Regions from separate parts of the Homo sapiens genome. Here region 2 is linked to region 1. Evidence: read pairs that join two places in POLR2A ChIA-PET (ENCODE). Cell type or tissue: Caco-2. All regions are shown on one strand. Links, peaks and the distances in the headings refer to the core of each region. The heading gives the core; the rest is flanking DNA. Region 1 overlaps SMURF1 (SMAD specific E3 ubiquitin protein ligase 1). Region 2 has its middle 12 kb from the start of MYH16.

Region 1 (10,999 bases), core at 3,634-8,633:
GCATGGGGCTTACAGAACATTCAACTCACAGATCATAGTGCTGGTTCCACTTTGGGTCCAATGTGTTTTTCACAGTGTCGGTTGAGTGGCACTGCCCAGACCCATCCACGACAATCTTTGCAAAAGGGTCAGGGAGCCCTAGAGGAGAGAGGAGACCCACACCTAGATGAGACCTCACATCCATCCATGTGACACAGAACACACAATTCGTGTTCTCTAATTTCAGGATAATTTCAATCAGCAAAATAAGTTATGTCTATTGAGCTTTCTAAGAGAGCCTAGTATGCCTCCATACTCAGATTTTTAGAGGGTAGAAAAGAAAGTGACTGAAAAAAAAAAAGGCTTACATTCAAATTTCTATTAAAGTGGGGCTAATTAAGTGGAGGGAAAAGTGTCTGAAAGTAATTGTATTTAGACTTTCTAAAAATTAATAATGCCCCGAAATTTGTTTACTGATCTTTGCCTATCTTATCTATGGAAGCAAGTATTCACCAGGCCTTAATTCGGTAAGTCCCTAAATGCTAGAGAATGAATCAGAGAGGTTTATTAGATCAGACAGGTGGCAAAGTGGACAGTTGTCAGAGATAGAGATGGACACGAGCCACCATGCTGGAGCTTCCTGGCTACCTGGAGAAAGCCTTTGAGCCTAAGTTTCTTCATCTTGAAAGCATGAATAATACCACTTAAGAACTGAAAGATGTCTTGTGAGGATCAGAAAGTGTGTGAAGAATTTAATGCTGCAGGCACTGACCAGATACTGCATGACTTTCTTAAGGAGTGATTCCTTCCTTTAGAAAAGGAGTCTCTTATTTTTGCAATTCCTTTAATTATAGGGTGTTGTAAATGTGATTTAATTTATAAAATCTGATTAACAATTGTATGCAAATCCAGCTGTTTTATACAAAAGTATTTCATTTGTATTAGAGCTGAGAATACATCATCCAGCAGAAAGCAATATTCTAATAGGTAGAGAGGCAGAAAAAATTGGGTGTGACCAGAATAGGAAACGAAAGACAGGTTTTGCGGTATGATTTATAAGTTCTGTATATTTCAGCTAAGGAACTACCCATGTTGTAGTCAACCGGGAAATAAAGCTTGGAGAACCATGGATTTCTATTAAGTAAAGGGCAAAACTTTGAAGAGAATATACCCAATCTTTTTTTAAAGTTTAAAATTTCAGAAATACATGCATAACATTATAAGAGGGAAAAAAATAAGTGTTTACTTACTGAAGAAGTCTTTCTTTGCAAGGTTCTTGGCACATAACACTAAAAACAAAGAAAAATTACTCAGGTTAGCATTAAAGACGAGATTTCCATAATAGCTAATCTATATTTACACCCGAACAAAAAGACTCTAAAAATTAGCTTTGCCGAAGATTTGACTTTCAAATCTAGTATCATATGAAACAAAAAATGGACAACCATCTAAAAAGTGTTTTCTCCTCAAACTGAAGATCAGCTATAACAAATACAAAATGCTTTAAACTAAAAATCTTAAACACATTCAGATGGGTTGATCAATATACTTTTTTTTTTTTTAAGAGATAAGGTCTTGCTCTCTTGCCCAGGCTGGAGTGCAGGGGCATGATCATAGCTCATTGCAGCCTCGAACTCCTGGGTGATTCAAGCAATCCTCTTGCCTCAGCCCTCCCAGTAGCTAGGATTATAGGCACACGCCACCATGCCTGGCTAAATGTTCTTATTTTTGTAGAGATAGGGCCACTGCACCCAGCCTACCGATATTCTCTTATACTGCATATGATCACATAAAAACCAACTCAAATAAAGACCTGAAGTATTTATCCTTACAGGTACCGCTAATGACAGAAGAAGCTATGCAATTTTTTATTCTGATAAGTAATACAATTTTGTAAATGTAAACTTTGATATGTTGGAAAATAGTAAGCAAGGGGAAGGTGGTAAAAAAAAATATGGGGCCATCATCAGGGTAGTGTGAACAAAAAATGATAAAATGCACGTTAAGAACTTAGCACAGGCTGGGCATGGTGGCTCACGCCTGTAATCCCAGTACTTTGGGAGGCTGAGGTGGGCAGATCACCTGAGGTCAGGAGTTCAAGACCAGCCTGGCCAACATGGAGAAACTCCATCTCTACTAAAATACAAAAATTAGCTGTGTGTGGTAGCGCATGCCTCTAATCCCAGCTACTCCAGAAGCTGAGGCAGGAGAATCACTTAAACCCGGGAGGCAGAGGTTGCAGTGAGCCAAGATCTCACCACTGCACTCCAGCCTGGGTGACAGAGCGAGACTCTGTCTCCAAAAAAAAGAACTAAGCACAGTGTTGATGTATAGAAAGAATGCAATTAAGGTTCTTATTATTTTATTAATGAGTAATGAGGTAGTATCAATTACTGTTAAGAGAGTTTGTCACCAGACCTGCTTGCTACACAACGCAAGTGACTGTGTCAGGGAGACACTGAGGTGCTTTTGTCTTTTGTACTGCTTCACAAATTGTCCTCAATTTTAAGAATATTATGTTTTATTAAGCACTTGTATTTTACAAAAATGTGCTCACATAATAGATATTGTTCTGCCAAGTTTCACTTCGTTTTATAAAACTAAGTGAATAATGTCGTAAGTGATAAGCTATAGCTTTATCAAGATATATATATTTATATAGTCAAGATATATATATATATATAAGATTTATTTATATATATATATATATATATATATATATATATATATATATATATATATATATATATATATATAAAAAGAGACAGGGTCTCACTCCGTCACCCCAGGCTGGAGTACAGTGGCACAATCATAGCTCACTGTAGCCTCAAACCCTTGGGCTCTAGGGATCCTCCAGCCTCAGCCTCTCGAGTTGCTGGGACTACAGGCACACACCACCACACCCAACTAACTTCTTTTTTTAAAGAGACAGGCTCTCACTATGTTGCCCAGGCTGGTCCCAAGCTCCTGGCCTCAAGCAATCCTCCCAACTTCGCCCCACAAAGTGCTGGGATTATAGGGATAGGCCACCATGCCCAACCAAGATACGATTTATATACCACACAATTCATCCATTTAAAGTGTGCAATACAGTGGTTTTTAGTATACTCATGGGTGGGACAACTATCATTACAATCAATTTTAGAACATTTTTATCATCCCAAAAAGAAAGGCCATACCCAGTTTAAACTAACAATCTTAAACACATTAAGATGGGTTTATCAATATACTTTTTTTTTTTTTTCAGAGACAGGGTCTTGCTCTGTTGCCCAGGCTGGAGTGCAGTGGCATGATCATAGCTCACTGCAGCCTCGAACTCCTGGGATCAAGCAATCCTCTTGCCTCAACCTCCCTAGTAGCTAGGATTACAGGCACACGCCACCCAGCACACTTTGGGAGGCCGAGGCGGACGGATTACTTGACATCACGAAGTGGTGTTAGATTTTGTCAAATGCTTTTTCTACATGTGTTGAGATGCTGTTTTGGTGTTTGGCCTTTGTCTATTGATACGGTGCGTGACATTAATTGATTTTAAGTTGTTAAACCAACCCTGCATTGTGAGATAAACTCAACTTGGTCACGGTACACAGTCCTTTTAATATGTCGCTATATTCAGTTTGCTAGTATTTTGTTGAGGAATTTCACATCTATATTCATAAGGGATATTGGTTTGTATTTTCCTTTCCTTCATAGGCTATCTAGTTTTGGTATCAGAGTGATACTGGCCTCATAAAATGAGCTGGGAAATATTCCCTCCTCCTCCTCGTCTTTTTGTTTTGTTTTGGAAGAATTTGTATTAATTCTTCTTTAATGTTGGGTAGAGTTCACCAGTGATGGCCTCTAGGCCTGGGCTTTTCATTTTCTTTGTGAGAAGTGTTTTAAATTACTAATCCAATCTCTTTACTTTTTATAGACCTAGTCAGATTTTTCCATTTCTTCTTCAATCAGCCCTGGTAGTTTGTGAATTTCCAGAAGTTTGTTGATCTCCTCACTTTTCATAAGTCTATTCAGATTTTTGCATTTCTTCTTCAGCCTTAGTAGTTTGTGTCTTTGTAGATGTTTGTTGATTTCACCCATGTTATCAAATTGTTGGCATACACTTGTTTGTAATATTCCTTGATAATCAGTATTCCTTGATAATATTTCTGTATAGTCAATAGTAATATTTCTTCTTCAGAGTAATGTAATCTTTATATACTTCCTTTCCACCTCAGTCTTTTTAGTGGATAGATCACTATTAATTACACCTCCTGCTGATGTTTCATTTCTTGTTACTCTAATTACAAAATACATACTTGAAAATATGGAAATGTGTAAAATAGAAAATCCACAGCCCCAAAACCTCATCATTACTGTTTGTCTAGCATTTGCCTGGCTAGTCTCATGTGCTTATTTTTCCCATTAACATTTAGAATCATTTTGAGCAAGTTTTTAAAAAATGACTTCATAAGTAAATGAGGAAAATTTTTACCTATTTACAATAGAGTATCTTGAATGTAGCATATTTATCCCTTTATTAAGTTTTTTGATGCCTTTAAGTGAGTTGGGTTTTTTTTTTTTCTTTTTTGAGACAGAGTCTCTGTCGCCCAGGCTGGAGTGCAGTGGTGCGATCACAGCTCACTGCAGCCTTGAGCTTCCCAGGCTCAGGTGAGCCTCCCACCACAGCCTCCCAAGGAACTGGGACCGCAGATAAACACCAGCACACTTGGATAATTTTTTTGTAGAAACGGGGTCTCAGTATGTTGCCCAGGCGGGTCTGAAACTCCTGGGTTCAAGCAATCCACCAGCCTCGGCCTCCCAAAATGCTGGGATTACAGACGTGAGCTGCTGCATCCAGCTGAGATTTTAAAGTATTTCATAAAAGTCTTGCACATTTCTCTTTGGGTGGATTCTTCGGGTATTTTTTGTTACTATTGTGAATGGAATCCTTCCTTTTGTTGCATTTTCTCATTGTTATTTGGATATAGACGAGCTATTAGTTTTCTCACATTAATTTGAAATCACCCATCTATTTGGGCTCTCTTCACATTGGCCTATAATGTTCTGTTTGCTTCAGTTTTCCTTTTCTTTTCCAAAGCTTGGAATATCTCAACAGCTCTCATATAAAATTCCAAGTGTCCAAAACTGAAGTTCTTCCCAGTCTGACTAGAAACCTAGTCCTCTCCCAGGATCCATCAGTTCAGAGACCTTACCAGCCCCCATCAAAGGCACAAGCGAGGCTGGGCGCGGTGGCTTACGCCTGTAATCCCAGCACTTTGGGAGGCCGAGGTGGGAGGATCACGAGGTCAAGAGATCGAGACCATCCTGGCCAACATGGTGAAACCCCGTCTCTACTAAAAATACAAAAATTAGCTGGGTGTGGAGGTGCGTGCCTGTAGTCGCAGCTACTTGGGAGGTTGAGGCAGGAGAATCGCTTGAACCCAGGAGGCGGAGGTTGCAGTGAACTGAGATCGCGCCACTGTACTCCAGCCTGATGACACAGTGAGATTCCGTCTCAAAAAAAAAAAAAGGCACAAGCGAGAAGACTACATGTTCTCCCTTTTTCCTCTGAATCTCAAATACGTTACCTTCTTAGCATCTCCACCCTTGTCCAAGCTCCCAACACAAGCTCTGATGAACTGACCGTTTCAAGACTTACATCTCATGTCTGTCTTCCTTTTAAAATTCTCCAGTGGCTTCCCCTTGCAGAACTCTAGCCTTATGAGCCTCCGATCCCTCCCAACCTCCCTGTGCAGTCTCAAATATTAGCCACCAATTCTGGGCCCTGGTTTTTGGAGGTGCTGGTGCTAGATTGCTTCTGAATAGAATAATCCTGGTCACATGTCTCACAAATATTAATCTTTGCTCATACAATGTTTGAGTTTAAGGCTCATTCCAGTGGAATTTGGTTATATCATAAAGTGCGGAAAGGTCTCAGCAGTGTTAGCACAAAGAAAATTTTGCTTTGGCCAGACACAATGGCTCATGCCTGTAATCCCAGTACTTTGGGAGACTGAGGCAGGTGGGATCGCTTGAGCTCAGGAGTTCGAGACCAGCCTGGGCAACATGGCAAGATCCCATCTCTACAAAAAATACAAAAATTAGCCAGGCAAGGTGGTAGGCGACTGTAGTCCCAGCTACTTGGAAGGCAGAGATGGGAGGCTCACCTGAGCCTGGGGAGGTCGAGACTGCAGTGAGCTATGACCACACCACTGCACTCCAGCCTGGGTGACACAGTGAGACTCTGTCTCAAAAAGAAAAAAAAAAAAAAAGAAAAGAAGAAATTTGCTTCAATTCCCTGTAAGGATCATTTCAGGTCATTCTGAATGTGGTTAAGTTAATGGTATATGATTTCTCCTACTAAAATAGCTTTGTGATCAGGACATGGAATTTGGTCCACTCTAGAGATATATGGATAAAAGGTAATTCATTAGACAGCATAAAATCTCATTGTATTTGGATTTTTTTTTCTTTTTTTTTTTTTTTGAGACAGAGTCTCGCTCTGTCACCCAGACTGGAGTGCAGTGGCATGATCTCGGCTCACTGCAACCTCCACCTCCTGGGTTCAAGTGATTCTCCTGCCTCAGCTTCCTGAGTAGCTGGGATTACAGGCACACACACCACCATGCCCGGCTAATTTTTTTATTTTTAGTAGAGACGGGGTTTCACCATATTGGTCAGGCTGGTCTTGAACTTTTGACCTCATGGTCCACCCGCCTCGGCCTCCCAAAGTGCTGGGATTACAGGTGTGAGCCACCATGCCCAGGCTTAGATCTAGTATTTTTTAAAAAATACATTTATGTACCAATACAGTGAGGTTCTGGGGATACAGCAATTAACAAAAGACACATTTCCAGAACACTGAGTTTATTTTTCAGTGTGGACCAATGCATGTTTTCTTCAGTTCCAACCCTGAAGCACCCCTCTACCTTAGCCAGATCATGCCTCTTACATGCCATAATTTCCTAATCACATCCCGTAGTTTTCCTAATGTTGGGAATATGGCCAAAGCAAATTACATAATGTTCACGAAGCATTTGAATACATGGAAAGGAAGTGTTTTGCTAACATGAGGTACATTCAGTTAGTAAAACAAGCTTCTTTTACCTGGCAAAAGATAGGGTTACAAAAATAGTACTTGAGGTCGGGCGCAGTGGCTCACGCCTGTAATCCCAGCACTTTGGGAGGCCGAGGCGGGTGGATCACATGAGGCCAGGAGTTCCAGACCAGGCTGGCCAGCATGGTGAAATCCTGTCTCTACTAAAAATACAAAAAATTTAGCCAGGCGTGGTGGCGGGTACCTGTAATCCTAGCTAGTCGGCAGACTGAGCCAGGAAAATTGCTTGAATCTGGGAGGTGGAGGTTGCAGTGAGCCAAGATCACGCCACTGCACTCCAGCCTGGGCGACAGAACGAGACTATCCCCCCCACCAAAAAAATACTACTTGTGGTTTCACCCACTCCAACAATGAACTACAGCAAAAACTTAGTACTTTATTCAATCTTGAGAAAGTTTCTAATTTGTGTCAATACTTCTAATATTTCTCTAGCCTGTGGCTAGAAACTTTCACTGCAATGTTATTCCTCTCTTCTTCTTATATTTCTGTGTCTCCAAGTCCTATCACTATCTTCTTCTGAATGTCTCTTGAATTTGTCTGTTCTGTATTTTTATACCCACTCTCTTCTTCTTGGCATCACCTATGCACAACTGTGCCCTCCCTGATGGAAGCCTCCCTGGTCCACAAGACATTTAGCCACTACATCAATCTTTTTTGTATCTGTAGAGGTAAGATCTCACTCTCTGCCCAGTCTAGAGTGCAGGGGCACAATCATGGCTGACTGCAGCCTCAGACTCTTGGGCTCAAGTGATCCTCCCACCTCGGCCTCCTGAGTAGCTGGGACTATAGGCATGCACCACTATGCTCAGCTAATTTTCCTATTTTTAAAAAATCTCTGTAGAAACAAGGTCTCACTATGTTGCCCAGGCTGCTCCAAACACCTGGCCTCAAGTGATCCTCCTGCCTCAGCCTCCCCAAGTGCTGAGATTACAGGACTAAGCCACTGTGCCTGGCCCAGATCAATCTTTTGAATGCCATTTTCATGTTCTTATGCAAAAACATCAACAACAACAAACAACAACAACAAAAATCTCTAATGACTCTGTATTTTACTGTGAATCCTGAGTTTCTCCCTGGGTATTAAGATTTCCCATTCCCTAACAACACATTTATTCCCCATTATTCCTCATGGTATAGCTTGGATTAGCCCCTTTTACCCACCCCAGCTACCTCCCAGAGTTTATTCTTGCTTCTTAACCCATCAGACAATCCCTCTCTCCTTGCTGGGCCCTAACCTACATTCAGGGTCCAGGCCAGGCATTTTGTCAGTGAAGCCTCACTCAAGCCAGTGTTTCCCAAACGTCAGTCTGTGATGACATTTTCACTAGTGCCAAAACCAAAAAAATAAGGACAATGTAAGCGGGGTTTTCATAAAACGAAACTAATTTTAAGTGGCTGTTCTTTGTTGTGATGTTATGTCTTTCCTGCTTTTTTCATGTTAAAATGTTCTTTCTTTAATGAAAGAGGTAACAAAAAACGGTGACAGAGCAGTGACTTAGCAAAATAAAAACTGGGCAATATTATACTGATCCCCACATGTACATAAATGTTTCGACTGCTCTGGGAATTACAACTCTAACCATCAGTGATCAGCTCCCTCTTTTTAATCCTATTTAAGAATCATATAGTTTAGTATTCAATTACTTCCCATACAGGTGGCTTTGTTCCCCAGCTAAGTTAGGCCCCTCTGAGGGAGGAACCATCCATCCATCCATTCATTCATTCATTTTCTGGGCCAGCGTTTCGCTCTGTCACCCAGGCTAGAATGCAGTGGCACGAACACAGCTCACTGCAGTCTCGAACTCCTGGGCTCCAGTGATGCTCCCACCACAGCCTCCTGAGTACCTGGGACTACAGGGCATGCACCACCACCCCTGACTAATTTTTCAATTTCTTGTAGGGACAAGGTCTTACTATGTTGCCCAGGCTGGTATCAAACTGAGCTTAAGCAATCCTCCCGCCTCAGCCTCCCCAAGTGCTGTGCCACTTCCAAGGCCACTGTACCAGAGCCACTGATCTGTCAATTCTGATACAAATTTAGGATATCTTCAAATTTGCATTGAAGGAAAAAAAGTCACATTTCAGTTATATCAACAGATTCAAATGCCAAAAATGTTAAGCCCATACAGGAGAACTGAACTCCATTCCATTATCTGCAACTGAAACAAACACTTCTTTCCAATCTTGCTCAGTAAGTTTATGCATACACAAGACTCACACATGTTTCCACTATTCAGACACCATTAAATGATCAAATGATTTCTTCCTGCGGGGAAAACTGTCTAAGTTAACAAAACACACTTTAGCACCCACCGGCCATGCCTATTGGCTTTGGAGGTGGGAACAGATCTCTGGTAAAGTGACAGTCCTGAGGTAAGTTTTCAAAACACCTGTTTGCTTAAAATATGGATGTTACAGTTCATCTTCTACAATTGCACTAAATTAAAAATAAATGACAAAATCATGTGAACTATTTGCCATCAGAAGTGTGACAGAATTCAGATCATACCCCAAACGTGGCAGGGTTAGGCAGAGCTGTTGTGGCAAAAACTGTCTCTTCTGTGAGACACAACTGAGCCCCAAGGACGAGGTGGGGATGTGCCACCTGCTGCCTGTCCCCACGGGTTCCCTGCCAGCACCAAACATTAATACTATCTGTGTGATCCTTTCTAGTCCAGAAAGCTCTTCTAGAAACACTATTCTCTTCTTATTCTCATAGGATGAGGGACATGGACACACAGACAGATGGATTTTTTTCCTAATTCATGGGTGAAGGCATCTCTGCTGCACCCCCATCCCACTCTACATTAATGCGGCATCATCATAGCTCTTTGCAGAGCCTGAAATTAAACCCTTTCTTTATTTGCATTCTTCTTAATGCCTAGCTCCACTGAAGCAAGTACTGTGTCTTTTATTCTTAACCACTGTCTCCCCAGAGGCTGAAACAGTGCCTGGCACATGCAGTTGACTTTAAACATATTTGTTAAATGGTATTAGGTAATGACTTTTTTTTTTTTAACTGTGTAGTTAACCCACTAGAATGTAAGCATCAAGAAGGCAGACGCTGCCTTCTCAACCATTACATTCCTAGCACGGAAGCACAGGGCCTGGCAGAAATTAGCGCTTGATCAATGTTTGTTGAAATCAATGGATAACTGCCTGCTTGAATGAATGTATGAAAACAACTGTTTTGCAAGCGCCACAATGTGATGTGTCTGACTCCTATGCCATGTTCACAAGGAGTCGAGAGCCTGGAAGCTTTGCACACTACTGCCTGGAAGATCTGATTCTTTGGAAATAAAATATATATATATATTCTGCAGGTTCAAAGCAGAAGTATTATTATAATGAGGGAGAAATAAAGTAATAAAGTACATGTCAAAAAACAAGTACTAAAGTCCAGAGGGCATTTGGAACTTTTTTTTTTTTTTTTGAGATGGAGTCTTGCTCTGTTGCCCAGGCTGGAGTGCAGTGGCACGATCTCAGCTCGTTGCAAACTCCACCTCCCAGGTTCAAGCGATCCTCCTGCCTCAGCCCCCCTAGTAGCTGGGATTACAGGCATGTGCCACCATGCCCGGCTAATTTTTGTATTTTTAGTAGAGACGAGGTTTCGCCATGTTGGCCAGGCTGGTCTCGAACTCCTGACCTCAGGTGATCCACCCGCCTCGGCCTCACAAAGTGCTGGGATTACAGGCGTGAGCCACCGCGCCCGGCCAAAAACGGGACACGGAACTTTTTATTTGAACAAAGCTCTCATGAAGGAACCGTCATTTTTACATCTTAAGGAATGATCTTCAAGGATTTGTTACACCATCACATTCCAAGAAAACCGGTAACTGGGGATCACTCTCTATTTTTTAACATTAAAATGTTATTTTTCCCAACACCCTCACAGAATCTGCAGCCCCTGAAGTAGGAGCTCTT
Region 2 (10,999 bases), core at 3,946-8,945, 200 kb after region 1:
TGAAAGAAAGAGAGAGAGAGAAAGAGGAAGGAAGGAAAGAAGGAAGGGAGGGAGGGAGGGAGGGAGGAGAGGTTAGAGATGGCAGAGAAGAAAACCACATGTCACCAAGGGTTAACCTGCTTTGCTATTCTTGGCAGAGAGTTTGCTGCTGGTCCCCAACCCTAAGGAATACCACTGGGTGAGCCAAGGCGTCACCACTGTGGACAACATGGATGACAAGGAGGAGCTGCAGATCACAGATGTGAGTGGGCGGGCAGAGCTGGCACAGGACGGGAAGAAGCCTTGGGACTCTGCATGCATGGCCACTAGAACTGGGGTGGCAGTGGGGACAGGAGCCCACTTAGAGCTGCCAGACAGCTGCCCAGATCTTCCCTGGAGATTTCTGGGGTTGCGATCAGCATTTTATTCCAAGCCCATTTTAGCAAGCCAAGTTTCTCTTTGCAGAGTCGAACTAGAATTCCATGGGGACTTCAGGGGCCTTCAACCCCATGCAACTTTTCCTCCTCCCCAGCCCAGCTAGAAGTGACTCTGTCATTCTCCCAGTCCCCAACACACTCTCTGGCTCCTCTTATGACACTAAGCACTCACAACTTCTGTTAGGATTATTTGTGTACTAGGTTCTCTCTCCTCTTGGACAACAGAATCGATTCCTGATTTATCTTTGCCTTCCCCTCACCTAGTACCTGGCATGAAGCCTTAACAATAATAATAGTGCCAGGCACAGTAGCTTACACCTGTAATCCCAGTGCTTTGGAAGGCTGAGGCAGGAGAATTGCTTGAGTCCAGGAGTTTGAGACCAGCCTAGGCAACATACTAAGATCCCGTCTCTGCAAAAAAAAAAAAAAAAAAAAAAAAAATTTAAATTTGAAAATTAGCTGGGTGTGATGGCAAGCACCTGTTATGATAACCAGCTACTCAGAAGGCTAAAGTGGGAGGATCACTTGAGCCCAGGAGTTCTAGGCTACAATCAGCCATGATCATGCCACCGCACTCTAGCCTGGGCAACAAAGTAAGACCCTATCTCAAAAAAAATAAAATAAAATAACTGGCCAGGCATGGTAGCCCACAGCTGTAATCCCAGCACTTTGGGAGGCCAAGGCAGGGGGATCACTTGAGGTCAGGAGTTCAAGACCAGCCTGACCAACATGGTGAAACCCCGTCTGTACTAAAAATACAAAAAATTAGCCAGGCATGGTGGCGCATGCCTGTAATCTCAGCTACTTGGGAGGCTGAGGAAGGAGAATCACTTGAACCCAAGAGGTGGAGGTTGCAGTGAGCGGAGATTGTGCCACTGCATTCCAGACTGGGCGACAGAGGGAGGACTCCATCTATAAATAAATTAATTAATTAAACAAAATTAGCCAGGTGTGGTGGCACGCACCTGTTATCCCAGGTACCTGGGAGGCTAAAGTGGGAGGATCACTTGAGCCCAGGAGTTCTAGATTGCAGTGAGCCATGATCGTGCCACTGCACTCTACCCTGGGCAAAAAAGTAAGACCCTATCTCAAAAAATAATAAAATAACAATACTAATACCTCCCTTTCTTGAGCACTTACTATGTGCCAAGCACTGGACTAAACATTGTCACATCATTCTGATCTATCCTTATCATCATCATTTTGCAGATGACGAAACAGAAGCCAGAGAGGTTACTGTAAATAAATGAAATGACTATATTGCAGAACATCTGATCTGGGCCCCTTGGAGAACTCTCCCTGTTCAGGGGGTGTCCAACTCCAGCGTCCATGCCCTGCCGCAGTGGCCCTTCGGCATGGCCCCAGTGTGGCAGTCCCATGGCCTCCACTATGTGGAATGAGAGGCCAGGAGTCACATGACTTTGTCTCTGTTGCTTTGCAGGAAGCCTTTGACGTACTGGGCTTCAGCGCCGAGGAGAAGATGGCCGTGTATAAGCTGACGGGAGGTATCATGCACTTTGGGAACATGAAGTTCAAGCAGAAGCCCAGAGACGAGCAAGCTGAAGTGGACACCACTGAGGGTGGGTGCTGGGGCTTGGGCTGCTCAGGGACAAGGTGGCCAGTGCAGGGAGTTCCCTGCTTTCCAGGGCTTTGTGACCATTTCAGGGACATGCCAGGTCTATGTGGCTGCAAACCATGCATGTTCAGACATTGATATTTTCAGAAAGGCACAATTGAGTCAAGACATGATTTTGGCTTTTTGTTGTCGTTGTTGTTTTCATTTGTATTTATTTTTTGAGACAGGGTCTTGGTTTGTTGCCTAGGTGGGAGCGCAGTGGTGCAGTCATGCAATCATGGCTCACTGCAGCCTCAACCTTGTAGGCTCAAATGATCCTCCTGCCTCAAACCTTCTCAGTAGCTGGGACTACAGTGCACGCCACCACGCCTGGCTAATTTTTTAATTTTTTGTAGAAACGGGGTCTTGCTATGTTGCCCAGGCTGGTCTCAAACTCCTGGCCTCAAGTGATCCTCCTACCTTAACCTCCCAAAGTGCTGGAATCGCAGGCATAAGCCACTGTGCCCAGCTGCCACCTGACCTTGAGCAAGTGTAGAAACTACATCTTTGTTTTCTCATTGGCAAAATGGGATCTCCTCCACCCTCCCTTTCACCCGCTCCGTGAACCACAATAGATGTTGCCAGGTTTCTCCCAGGCATGGCAACATCTTCCTTGCACTCACCTGCCTTTTTTGTCTCTACTCAGTGGCTGACAAAGTCGCCCATCTCATGGGTCTCAACTCTGGTGAACTGCAGAAAGGCATTACCAGGCCCCGAGTCAAAGTTGGCAATGAGTTTGTGCAAAAAGGCCAGAACATGGAACAGTGCCAAAACTCCATTGGGGCTCTGGGCAAGGCTGTCTATGACAAGATGTTCAAGTGGTTGGTGGCCAGGATTAACAAGACCTTGGACACCAAGATGCAGAGGCAGTTCTTCATTGGAGTGCTGGACATCGCTGGCTTTGAGATCTTTGAGGTGTGCCTGGCCTTGCATTTGGTTTTTGCTTTGGGGTGGCTGTCCTCCTTATATAAGCTACTTTTTTGCTTATATAAGTTATAAAGTTCTCTTGTTTCTCACCTTGGACCTGGGGCAGACCAATCTCGGTTTGCCACTGGATCTCTGACTTTTGGACTCCAGAAATTTCCAGCTTCATTTGTATGGTGCCAAGTCATAAAGAATGGTGTGAACTTTAAGGATGGGATGAGTGGTGTGCTGAAGCCAGCCTGTACTGGCTAACAAGAGCTGATTGTGAAATTTTCAGGAATTTTGTGAGCCAGTTGACATCATGTTGATAGCTTGAAATTAGCCATGGCTTGAATATTTACACCATGGACATTGGCAAACACTATAAATCGGGTTTGGTTTTAAGAAGAGCTGATCAATCAGCTCACCACTAAAAAAAAAAAGCTTGTAAACCCCTTGTATTAGTCCATTTTCAAACTGCTATAAAAAACTACCTGAGACTGGGTAATTTATAAAGAAAAGAGGCTTAATTGACTGACAATTCTGCATGGCTGGGGAGGCCTCAGGAAACTTACGATCATGGTGAAAGGCAAAGGGGAAGCGGGCACATCTTACATGGTGGCAGGAGAAAGAGAGCAAGGGGGGAGGTGCCAAATACTTTTAAACCATCAGATCTCCTGTGAACTCCCTTGCTATCATGAGAACAGCATGAAGGAAATCTGACCCTATGATCCAATGTGGGGATTACAATTGGAGATGAGATTTGGGTGGGGACATACAGCCAAACCATGTCACCCCTTAAACTCCTTCATCTTACAGATGAGGAGAAAAATTACAGAGAAAGAGACAAACTGCCCTCAGGCATACGGGGGTCAGATCCATAGAGCATTTCGAGTGATTTCCATCCCTGGAAAGAAAATGGTTATTTCTTCAATGATTTCTGTTCAGGCTGGGGCCGCATGCAGTGGCTTATGCCTGTAATCCCAGCACTTTGGGAGGCAAAGGTGGGGGGATCACTTGTGCCCAGGAGTTTGAGACTAGCCTGGGCAACAGGGTGAGACCTCATCTTTTTTTATTTTTGTTTATTTATTTTTTTTGAGACAGAGTTTCACACTTTTTCCCCAGGCTGGAGTACAATGGTGCCATCTCAGCCCACTGCAACCTCCGCCTCCAGGGTTCAAGTGATTCTCCTGCCTCAGCCTCCCAAGTAGCTGGGATTACAGGCGTGCGCCACCACGCTTGGCTAATTTTGTATTTTTAGTAGAGATGGGGTTTTACCATGATGACCAGGCTGGAGACCTCATCTCTTTAATATATATGTGTGTGTATATATATATATGTGTGTGTGTGTGTATATATATATTATACATATATACATACATATTATATATACATATATACACGTATATTGTATGTATATATTATATATATGTATGTATGTGTATATATTATATATATATGTATGTATGTGTATATATATATATATATATTTCTGTTTACCATACAGGGCTGAAGTCTGGTTGCCTGGACTTTGGGTCTGAACATCATACTGTGTGGCCCGAGGCATGTGTTAAACCACTTTGTGCCTCTGCCTCTGTAGGGGAGGGAACAGAGAGCTACTTCTCATAGGGTGCTGAATGGCCAGTGTTAGGCACTTAGGGCAGTGCCTGACACTAGTGGGCCCTCTGCAAAGTTTTGCTTTGCTTGTGGTCGCTTCATTCAATCCTGGGAGAGGCTCTCTGTGCCTGTGCTGACGCCCCTCTTTCTGCCCTCCTGCCGCCACAGTTCAACAGCTTTGAGCAGCTATGCATCAACTTCACCAACGAGAAGCTGCAGCAGTTCTTCAACCACCACATGTTCGTGCTGGAGCAGGAGGAGTACAAGAGGGAAGGCATCGAGTGGGTCTTCATCGACTTTGGCCTCGACCTTCAGGCCTGCATCGACCTGCTGGAAAAGGTGACTTGCTTCTCAAAGGAGGGATTGGAGAGAGGCCAGGGCCAAGGGATGTCACTGGCACATGCAGGGAGGTGGCACTTGGCTTCAGGGGAGTCAGTGACACCACCAGTGACCTTCCTTGGTATGACCTCTAGCTCCCTATCTGCAAAATGGGTACTGAAGTGACTGCAATGACTACTGTTTGTTGGGCTATTGCATGCCACCATTCATTGGATCATCACAACCTACTGCATGTGGGGGAGGGGATACTTTTATTACACCCATTTCACAGATGGGAACATTGAGGCACAGAGATGGGAACATTGAGGCACAGAGAAGGGAACTTCCTTGTCCAATGTCCCACAACCTGTGAGTGGCAGAGTCACGCTCTGACCCAGGCAATATAATAGTTTTACCTATAACCACATCCACATGGAAGGTTTTAGCAAATGGTCCCCTTCAAGAATGTGTGTTGTGGCCAGGCATGGTGGTTCACACCTGTAATCCCAGCAATTTGGGAGGCTGAGGTGGGTGGATCACCTGAGGTCAGGAGTTTTGAGACCAGCCTGGCCAACATGGTGAAACCTCATCTCTAATACAAAAATTAGCCAGGTGTGGTGGCGGGCACCTGTAATCCCAGCTACTCAGGAGGCTGAGGGAGGAGAATCACTTGAACATGGAAGGCGGAGGTTGCAGTGAGCCGAGATTGTGCCACTGCACTCCAGCCTGGGCGACAGAGCGAGACTCTGTCTCAAAATAAATAAATTAAATTAAAAAAAAAAAGCAGAGAGCACAGGTGGCATTGACTTCCCCATTTTTCAGAAGGCCAAGCTTGCCAGGGGCCACTGTTTAGGTGGGATTAGCATTTGGGGAGCTATCTGGCCCCTTCAGATCTCAGTCTTCCCTTCTGTTGGACTCGATGATTTCAGCCTCTTTCAAGTCTTAATGGCCATGGTGTTTGATGACAAGGTCATGGAGCACCAGGCACTGTTCCCAGATGTCACTGCACAGAGTCCTGCTTCCTGGATGCCCACGTGGGTGTCTGGTGCATCTCTACACTGGCCCTGGGCTCAGTACCAGTTTGTCCTCTTTTGGGTCCTGCCACCTCCTCTAACATCACCCTGTTCTCTTCCTTCCCAGCCCATGGGCATCTTCTCCATCTTGGAGGAACAGTGCGTCTTCCCCAAAGCCACCGATGCCACGTTCAAGGCAGCCCTGTACGACAACCACCTGGGCAAGTCCAGCAACTTCCTGAAGCCCAAGGGGGGCAAGAGCAAGGGGCCCGAGGTCCACTTCGAGCTGGTTCACTACGCAGGCACCGTGAGTACTGGCCTCAGGGTCCCTCTGTGTTTCAGGTCCCAGCTGGCTGCCATCACTGCCGCTGTTGTAGGTACATGCTGACACACCCCTCCAGAGACGTCCCGCTTCCACTAGTGCACAACCATGGTATAACAGGGTAATCAGCCAATTGAAGTGAGCTCCGCTCACACTTCCTCATCACTTCTCCAAGGGAAATATCCATTAGGGAACAGCCATCAGACCTGTCCAGGCCACACCCTGCCCAGGCCCATCAGACCTGTCTGGGCCCTTGGTTTGACAGCTGAACTTCAGTCTTGGCCAGAAATGACAACATTTGCGAAAAGAACAAAAAAGAACAAACAACAAAAATTCCACGAGCCCATTAATTACTCCCAACTGATAACCTGGCTCTCTGACAGCTCATAGCCACCAAACCAACAAGGTGACATATATAAAGTGGCTTTTTCACTCATGACAAACTTAGTCCTTGGGAAGTGGGGAAATTAAGTGCAGCCAGGACTCAGGTTGCATTTGCATAATTAATAGGGGAGGTGACGTTCATCCTGCCAGCTTATAAGAATGCATTTTGTTTCCTTGGGATTTTATTATCGCTGTAAGTGCCAATGCTCCTGTTACCAATGGAGGTTGCTGAGCCTCTGTGGGTTTGACTGCCATGAAACAGCAGCCTTAAGACAGAGCTGTCAGGAAAGTCATGATGGCATTGGGCATCAGGGCCAAGGCTTTATGATACCATCAACCATAACCATAATGCCAATTGCTTGTAAAATGGATGTGGCCGATACTTGGAGCAAACAGCAGGCTTGGGACCAAATTGCAGCTCTCCATCCCCTCTTCCCACACTGAACTGAGAAGAGTTCCTTATTTATAGCAATGGAATATTCAAAGTCAAGTGGCACCTGTGCATTTCCAAGAAGGCCCTAAAATAAGGCAGAGATGACAAATGTCTTTGTGCTGCACAGGAGATGGCAAACCCAGAAGTTCTGGCATCTCCTCTACTTACCTCACTTCTCTGTGCTCAGTGGAGGGACCTGAAAGACTCCTTCCTCCTTACCCTTGCCATGGGGACCATGTGGCAAGATGGGAAGCAGAAATTAGTGGATGTCCAAATACCTGGATATATGGAGCCCCCAGTGCTGGATGGATGGAGCCCCCTTTCCATCAGCCAATGACCCTACAGTGATGTAAGACAGTGTGCATGCTCCCCTAGCAAGGAGAGACCCTACAGTGTTTCAAGAGGGGCTGCATGCTTCCCAGCAAAGAGATTTCTTCACGTAGCTCGGGATTCTACAGCCACGGTCAGTCACAGACAGCAAACCACTGGGCAGAAGAAGACCCAAGGGTCAGGGAGGGTCAGCGTGGCCAGCAGAGTAAGCTGTGCAAGAGAAGGTCACACAGCCCAGGAGAGAGTAGCAGGGGAGTCTGGGTTTATGTGCAAAGCTCAGAGTTGGCGTATCCTAGATGGGCAAACTGCAAATGCCCAAGAAGGCAGATGATGGAGCCTCCAACTCAGATGGGGCTTCAGGGGCATCCCAGGACACCAGGAGAGTCATGAGGACAAGAACTGGAGCCCCAGGATGTGGGGGTGAAAGTTGGTCCTGGGAGCTGAGAACAGGAGAGAGCTGTAGGAGGGGCTCTAGCTGTGGCACCTGAAAGGGAGAGGCTGAACCTCAAAGTTACCCACTGGCGTTTGCCCTCTCCAGGTGGGATATAACATCACAGGCTGGCTGGAGAAGAACAAAGACCCCCTGAATGAAACAGTGGTGGGCTTGTTCCAGAAATCGAGTGTGGCAATCCTGGCCCTTCTCTTCAAAGAAGAGGAGGCTCCAGGTAGGGCTGACCCCTTGTTGTGTCCAGTATCCCTGTGCTGATGCCCTTTAGTGGCCAAAATGGAAAGAAGAAACCAAAACTCTTTGATTCAACTCTTGTGGAATAAGTGAGTGAGTAAGTGAGTGAACCGATGGATGAATGAATGAATGAAAAGTGGCTTGAGATAGGCCATGGATGATACTGCAAAAGAGGCAAGCAGAGGCAACATGGGAGCTTCCAATGATTGAACTGATTGCTGGGCACATCTTGCCTCTAGGTGGATGGATACTGCTTTGGAAAAGTTGACACCCAGATGTTCTATGTTTCTTTTCTGTTTCCCTCTCTCTTGTCAGAAGCAAATGCCAAGCTCAGTCCTGCCTCTCTTCCAATAGAGGTCATGTGGCTCATAGAGGAATGCTCTGGTGGATGCTGCCCCATAGGGTTGCCAATTAGTGGGGCCAGAAACACCAGTCTCCCTGGTCTCACCACCAAAGTGCACCTTCTCCCATGGTCTATGGGTGCTTCTTCCTCCCCAGAAAATGGGAGCAGTTTGTCACCTTGCATCAGAAATCACAAAAGACTGCACCCTCCCAAGGAGCACAGCAACTCTTTTGAGAATTACGCTGTAGCCAGCCCGTTTGATCACTCCCCGGTAGATCTCATTTTCCTCACATGAGGGTCCCCCTTATCCAGCCCTAAGATAAGCCTTTTTAAATCCAAAGAATGTGTGTGCTTTGCTGCAGAGTGCTTAATGGGGCTGCCTTTCTCCATACTGGGTACTGATGTGAAACGTGCTTGTCCCTTCCTCAGCCGGAAGCAAGAAGCAGAAGAGAGGCTCCTCCTTCATGACAGTCTCCAATTTCTACAGGGTGAGCAGGGGTGCCCCCAACCCTCCCTTTCAATGTTGGGTAGTCTGGCTGCTGCTTCATGGCCAGGGGCAGGATGATTTCATTTTTCTGTCTATGATCGCCTCTTTACCTGGAGGGGTCTGTTTCCTTCTGAAGAGGCCACAGAATCATAGGATCATTGGGCAGAAGAGACCCATTTTTGGATTTAAACCTGGAGAGTAAAGGGATTTGTGCAGCGTGATCACGCGAGATAGCAATGCCCAAGAGCTTGTGTCCTAGAGTTGGCTGGCAGGTCTTGGGCTGGCCACAACTTCCATGAAGTTTGGGCATTACCTTCCAAAGTGCAGTCTACAAGGAGATGTTGCACAAAGGAAGATGTCAACACTTTTCAAGAATCAGGCTGTCCCAAGGCAGAGTGGGTCACCTCATTGGAGATATCCAAGCAGAGGAGGAGGGAGCATCCATTAGGGAAGCTAACAGTGGACAGGGCTTTGCCCACACAGACCCTATGGTTCCTCCTAGTACTGAGATTCTACAACGACCCAGCTCTGAATCTGGAGGGGCCCCACTTCTTGCAAACCACGGCCCCTTGAGCAAGTCATTGGACCTTGAGAGCAGTGCTGCCCAATGGCACTTTCTGCAATGATGAAACGTTCTCTTCTGCACTGCCCAATACGGTAGCCGCTAACCACATGTGGCTGAGTTTTAATTCAGTTTTAAGTGAATAAACTTTAAACAAATACCTCTCCTGCATGTGGGTGTCCTGCAACATCAATGCAAAGTTTCACTCACTTGTTCTTTGTCCTCCAACCCCAGGAGCAGCTGAACAAGCTGATGACCACCCTCCATAGCCGCACCCCATTTTGTCCGCTGTATTATCCCCAATGAGTTTAAGCAATCGGGTATGTTGTGGGGTCACGGCTCCCTGCTGGAAGTCCTGAGGTTCTGTGAAGTTAGTGTTCATTCCAAATTAAGTCCACCTTTCATCACCAAGGCTGATGGGGGCAAAACAAGGCTCTGAGAGAAACCTCAACAATGGGTCATCCAAGAATCATATTCTAGCTGCTTTATAAAGCAGAATGGTGCCCAGCCAGGCAGAAATCAAACTTGGGAGCTTTTGGGCATTGGCCAAATGGTGGGGGACCTGGGGCCTCTGGGACAGTGACAGGAGAAGACTGGGGATGATGGCACAGATGCTCAGTTCAGCCTCCTTGAGTGGCCAGGACTGGCCTGTCCCACCCCAGAGGAGGGACTCTCCATCCTGCACCCTCCCCCTTGGCAGGTGTGATAGACGCCCACCTGATCATGCACCAGCTAGCTTGCAATGGTGTCCTGGAAGGCATCCGTATCTGCAGGAAGGGCTTCCCAAACAGGCTGCAGTACCCGGAGTTCAAACAGAGGTGAGTGATGTCTCCCTGGGTGCAAGGCTCAGATGCCCAGGAGTTGACCAGCTGATAAGTCACATCCCACTGCAGCAGATATTATGGTGCTCTGCCAATACCACCTCACCATCAGTCACTACCTTAGTACACACTGGCCCAAATTTCAGAAGAGATTGGGCATGTTCAGGGTGGTATGGCCATAGACACTTGCCCAAATTTCAACTGCCAGCCCCTGCATTTCTCAGCTGCTGGATGCTGCTTTGCCCTTTCTTGGCAAGCTGAAAGTCCTGGGAATTAATGCCTCCCTGGAAGGAGCCCTCAATCAGTGACTGAGGAGAGCTGGTGTATAAATACCTCAGCTCCCTCACCCTTCTGGTGGCTAAATCTGAGACATTTTCCAGACATGCGCTCAGACAGCAGTGTGTTGGTAAATGTTAAACAAGAGCTCTTCTGGTCCAAAAAAAACCCCGATTGCTAGTGTCTGCCCATTTCCATGATGTAAATACTCCCACTGTGGCTCCCAGTGATCCCAGCAGCATTAAGCTCCAGTTGCCTGTTGCACTAACTGCCCCCATAACGTGCCTTTTATTGGCTTTCTTCCCATTCCCCACTCTGCCACCTCCCAGATAAACTACTTGCACTTGAATTCTTATCTCAGGGTCTGCTTCTGGACGAACACTGGGGTAACTAATACCCCCACCTTAGAGATGATCTTCTACCTCCTCCAACTTCCTAGAACATAGGGCCACAGATTGATGGATCAGGAAAGGTCAC

The links. Peaks named below come from ENCODE experiments on the same cell type or tissue, not always from the same donor. Only the 100,000 strongest peaks of a DNase experiment are listed, where the experiment ranks them.
Region 2: POLR2A ChIA-PET joins it to region 1 with 6 read pairs; 2 of 35 experiments call an interaction of 5 or more read pairs at or near these places.

The regions. Positions count from the first base shown.
Region 1 is chr7:99,060,570-99,071,568 of GRCh38, forward strand. It overlaps SMURF1 (SMAD specific E3 ubiquitin protein ligase 1), which reads right to left. Exons shown (of 18, transcript NM_181349.3): 2 at 1,230-1,268; 3 at 30-138. Among named protein-coding and RNA genes, the nearest start is that of SMURF1, 78 kb to the right of the region's middle. In Caco-2, for the core only: no CTCF peak of the experiment used is centred there; no DNase peak of the experiment used is centred there.
Region 2 is chr7:99,255,445-99,266,443 of GRCh38, forward strand. It overlaps a transcript of MYH16 not described here. Among named protein-coding and RNA genes, the nearest start is that of MYH16, 12 kb to the right of the region's middle. In Caco-2, for the core only: no CTCF peak of the experiment used is centred there; a DNase peak (open chromatin) is centred at 6,437; H3K27me3 peaks cover 115 bases.